2 separate regions of the Homo sapiens genome follow, and region 2 is linked to region 1. A link is an interaction called in ENCODE POLR2A ChIA-PET data of the cell type or tissue named here. Cell type or tissue: Caco-2. All regions are shown on one strand.

Region 1 (2,500 bases):
AGTGAGCTATGATCATGCCATGCAGTCCAGCTGGAGCAACAAATCCAGACCTCGTGTCTAAATAAATAACTAAGTTATTTGTCTTTGGAAGTCATGTATAGGATGCTGGATGAATGACAGAAGGAGCCTGAGTCCCTGATGACCATTAAACCATCATTTTAGTCCAGGATTGCCTCCCTTTGTGCAATGAAAATAAGCTTTTATCTTGCTTAAGCCACTGTGTCAGGGCTTTTGGTTTTATATAGCCAGACCTAACCCTGATTTAAGAGCATACAGAGGTGCATGTGTATTACATTACAGTAAATTATGCAACCCTGTATATTCTCTGCCATTTGATATCAGCCTGATCTCCTGATCCCTGAGGAGGGTAGGAGGCTGGAGTTTGGGTTCAGTCACAGAGCCAGTGATTCAATCAATCATGCCCACATAAATGAAACTCAAAAAAACCCTCTGGATTCCAAAGCTTGGTGGAACTTCCTGGTTGGTGAACACATTGATGTGTCAGGAGGGCAACACCTCCTGACTCTATGAGGAAAGGACATGGAAGTTCTGCGTGTGGGACCCTCTCAGATCTCACCCAATGTTTCTCTTCATTTGGCTGATACTGATTTGTATCTATTAACATTATAACACAGCTGTTATATATATAGTGCTTTCCTGTGTTCTGTGAGTCATTCTAATGAATTATTGAACCTATGGGGGCCATGGGAACCCCTGAATTTGTAGCCATTGGTTCAGAGGTGACGGTGGTCTGAGGACTCCCAAACTTGCTGCTTGCATCTGAAGCAAAGACAGTTTTCTCAGGGACTATGCCCTTAACCTGTGGAGTTGGCACTAACTTTGGGTGGTTAATATTGGATTGCATAACCGTATTATACTTGATTGGTGGCTTCTACCAAAACAGTCTCACTAAAGACCTGGAGGCTTTGGAAGTTCCAGTTGAGAAAAGGATAATATTTGCACTGGAACAAACATGGCTACTCCCAAATTGCCAAGTGGCCTGCCCAGCCTTTCAGGCTTTCTTTACTTTTTTATCAGCAATTTAAGCCTATTCTTTTACTGGGTCAGTGGAGAAAGAAGGTACAAAAGTCAGGAGTCATAAAGAGATCAGCAGATGAAAACCACCAACTGAGAGATAAACTAGGGTTGAATAATCAGACAGGGTATGTGAATTTACTTCCCTGGACTTTGACCATTTTTCATGGAAACTTAAAGATAATACTTGGAGGTTATATTGCAACCTTTTGTAGATGATGTAATTTCTTCCCCTAAATGGTTGCTACCAGTCATGAAGCCACAATCTACCACCCATGTACCCATAATCTTTGCACAGATGGTACAGAAAGAAGCTCAAATTCTCAGCTTCTCTGGCTAAGTGATTCCCCTTGGGAGTTTAAAAGCCAACATTGAACATGGAAATTACACTAAAAAAATTATAATTGCATTTCTTTTTCAAAGAAGCAGAACCAGAAGAAAAACTTTTAGCCTGTTTCCTCACAGGTGAAACTAGACTATTAGAATAAAATAGCCTGTTGTTCAGCCTATTTGGAAGGTTTCAGTTGCTCCTTTTATCATCGGCTAAGACTTGAATTATAGAAGGCCAGAGGGTAATTAGATATATGCCTACTTGGTAGAGGTACTACACAGAGACTCTGCCTTTATGCTTGCAACTGTTGAATAGAAAACAGATGAGGCTAAGCAGACCACAGGACAGATGACATGTGATCACCTCTGCAGCATGGACATTGACCAGCAGCCATTTACACATCAGCCCGAATTTTTGAAACCTCCCTCAGAACATGGTCCTCAAATCTGGAATATCTTTTTCCTTTTTTTTTTTTTTTTGGTGGGGGGGGGTGCAGGGAACAGGGTCTCACTCTGTCACCTAGGCTGGAGTACAGTGGTGCGATCTTGGCTCGCAACCTCTGCCTCCCGGGTTCAAGCCATTCTCCTACCTCAGCCTCCCAAGTAGCTGGGACTACAGGTGCATGCCATCATGCATGGCTAATTTTTGTAATTTTTGGTAGAGATGGGTTTCGCCATGTTGGCCAGGCTGGTGTCGGACTCCTAACCTCAATTGATCCACCTGCCTTAGCCTCCAAAAGTGTTGGAATTACAAGCGTGAGCCACTGCACCTGGCCTACTTTTTTTTTTTTTTGAGATGGAGTCTCACTCTGTCACCCAGGCTGGAGTGCAGTGGCACAATCTCAGCTCACTGCGAGCTCCACCTCCCAGGTTCACGCCATTCTCCTGCCTCAGCCTCCCAAGTAGCTGGAACTACAGGTGCCCGCCACCACCTACCCTTTTTCTTTAGACAAGAATTAAAAGAATATTCGTTTTACCTCCCTCCCTTCTCAACGTGAGCCCTTTCCTCAAGTTTGGCCAAACATCTCACTCCTCCCTCCTCTCAAGTTCATTCCCACCCTCTCAGTCAGGTCACTGGCAGAAAACTCATGGCACACTTCAGCAATTTGAGGAGAGTTTAGTAAAGGTGTGGACA
Region 2 (2,500 bases), 120 kb before region 1:
GTGACAGTGAACAAGTAAGTGTTGCACAGCCTGTAATACCAGGAGTCCTTTTAAATACATCTAACAGATCTGAGCTGCTTGTTCTAACCTGTTTTTTGTTCTTTTCCTGGTCTTTCTTCCCCTTATTGTGAATGCCTAGACCCCAGAGAAGCCTCCCTCCTCATCTGCACCTCCAAGGTACCGTGTGGGTTTCTCCCCATCTGTACAGAATGTTTGCAATTTTTTACCAAATGGGAAAAATAAAGCCTTATTTAGTACTTTCACATTTTTTGTCATGGGAAGGAGCTGAAGGATCACAGTAAAAGGAAAGTACCTGTTTAATATTTTGGAAGCTTAAATCAGCCATAGGGAGGTTGTTAACCCTATAGAAGCGAGAGCCCCACACTCATCTACATCATCAGTATAGATGTTAAAGATTTTTAAGAGTTTACAGGCTGGGCGTGCTAGCTCACGCCTGTAATCCCAGCACTTTGGGAGGCTGAGGTGGGCAGATCACTTGAGGTCAGGAGTTCGAGACCAGCCTGGCCAACATGGTGAAACCCTGTCTCTACTAAAAATACAAAAATTAGCCAGGCATGGTGGCGCATGCCTGTAGTCCCAGCTACTCGGCAGGCTGAGCCAGGAGAATCGCTTGAACCCAGGAGATGGAGGCTGCAGTGAGCTGAAATCGTGCCACTGCACTCCAGCTTGGGTGACAGAGCGAGACTCTGTCTCAAAAAAGGAGTTTACAAACAAGCTTAAAATACAATTTATCATCAGTATTAGGTAATCAATATTTGAAAAGTTAAACTGACGAGCCCAGTGTTTTAATGGAGGTAACAGATTTGCTGTTTTCAATAAAGCTCAGTTATTTCCAGAACTTCTTTTCCATTATGCCTGTTTTCTTAGTTACATGAATTTTCATATTGTTTCAGCTGCTTTTCAAAATGACCAGCAGTACATTTTAGTGTGATGGGAAATGGAATAAGCCAGCCATACTTTAGGAAATGTGATGATTTAATTTTTGAAAATATGAACTATTTGAACTTCTTTTATAATACTTTCCTCTGGTAATATGCCAGGTACCTGCCTTTCATGGACAAAGTTATTTTACTCACTTGAGATGTGCTCATCCACTCAGAGACGACATTAGCAATAAAATCTTGTCCATTATGCAGGGGATGTTACAGTTAATGTGGAGGAAGCCCATGTGATTATGTGCACTCTTACAGATTCATAAGGTTTGCTTGTTCAATTATATCTTATTTTGTTCAGTAATTTCTGGTGGGTTATGATGACTCATAAAACATGACAAGGTAGCCTAACTTCTAAAAGTGGAGGAAAAGGAAAAAGAAGAGACCAAGCGGGGGTACAAATTTGAGGCAGGAGTAACATTGAGAGTGTATCCCCTTTTGCTCATCACTGGCTTACGCTCTTCAGCTGCCATGGAGACAGGGCCACCAACTGGGTGCAGCATTTCTGTGAGGAAATTATATAGTGGTATCGTGTGTGTTTTAAAGTTACCTCAACTAGTGATTTTGTTATTGTTTAATAATTTTTATTCTAATATGTGTTATTTATGAATCTATTTTGAAAATATTTTAGGTAGATTTGAAATCTGTCCAGATTATAGTTAATGACTTATTGCTTTAATTAATACCATCTAGGGTGAAGCTTTAAGATTATATATGCTTTGAAATTATATATGTGTCTAGCAGTGTGATCAATGTGTTTTCTTACTAACTTAGATTTATTGCCCCATTCTTAAAATTTGGAGTAGATAATCTCTACTTTGTCTGACATTTGGGGATGATCCCTAAGCCACTTACGAAGAATGGTCCGTTTTGTAGTTCTTCCAGGAAGTGTGAGTGGTTGGTTACTTTTGAGTTCACCTTGCAAAGGAACACCATTTATATTTAGTGGTCTTTGGCTACCACCCAGTTCTTGTTTAGAGAATATAGGGAGATTTTAACTTACTGGCTTTTCTTACAGAAATTAATTTGATTTGGTTATGTGTAACAGAGACCAGCAAACTTAAAAGGATCAGATAGTAAATATTTTAGGCTTTGTGGGCCATATATGTCTCTATTGCAGCTGTTCAAATCTGCCATTGCAGCATAAAAGCAAACATAGTACATTAAAAAAATGGGTATGGGTGTCTTCCAATAAGACTTTATTTAGAAAAGCAGGCAGCCAGCCTAGGCAATGGTTTACCAACCCTTGATATGAAGCACCCAGCATCTAACTTAAATTTTGGATCACTTGACATATTCTTCAGGAGTAAAATTTCACAGGCTTCTCTTTTATGCATTTATCTGGCAATCAGTTTTCAGAGGTTTTTGCTTTTCTATTAAACTACTTTGGGCCTCTCTCAGTTGGATGACATGATAGTTTAGCAGTGTATCTAATACCAAGGCCCGCCCTTTTGAGTAGCAGGAAAATGGGCAAGGGAGAAAGAAGAAATCCACCTTGTATCGTGCCTTCTAATTTTATCTTTTGGTTGCTTTGCAGTGCTCCACAG

The links. ChIA-PET counts read pairs that join two places held together with the same protein. Peaks named below come from ENCODE experiments on the same cell type or tissue, not always from the same donor. Only the 100,000 strongest peaks of a DNase experiment are listed, where the experiment ranks them.
Region 2: POLR2A ChIA-PET joins it to region 1 with 10 read pairs; 4 of 35 experiments call an interaction of 5 or more read pairs at or near these places.

What each region holds. Positions count from the first base shown.
Region 1 is chr4:87,227,591-87,230,090 of GRCh38, forward strand. It overlaps a transcript of KLHL8 not described here. Among named protein-coding and RNA genes, the nearest start is that of KLHL8, 8.2 kb to the left of the region's middle. In Caco-2, no CTCF peak of the experiment used is centred here; a DNase peak (open chromatin) is centred at 1,001.
Region 2 is chr4:87,105,669-87,108,168 of GRCh38, forward strand. It overlaps AFF1 (ALF transcription elongation factor 1), which reads left to right. Exons shown (of 21, transcript NM_001166693.3): 9 at 1-14; 10 at 140-177; 11 at 2,491-2,500. Among named protein-coding and RNA genes, the nearest start is that of KLHL8, 110 kb to the right of the region's middle. In Caco-2, no CTCF peak of the experiment used is centred here; no DNase peak of the experiment used is centred here.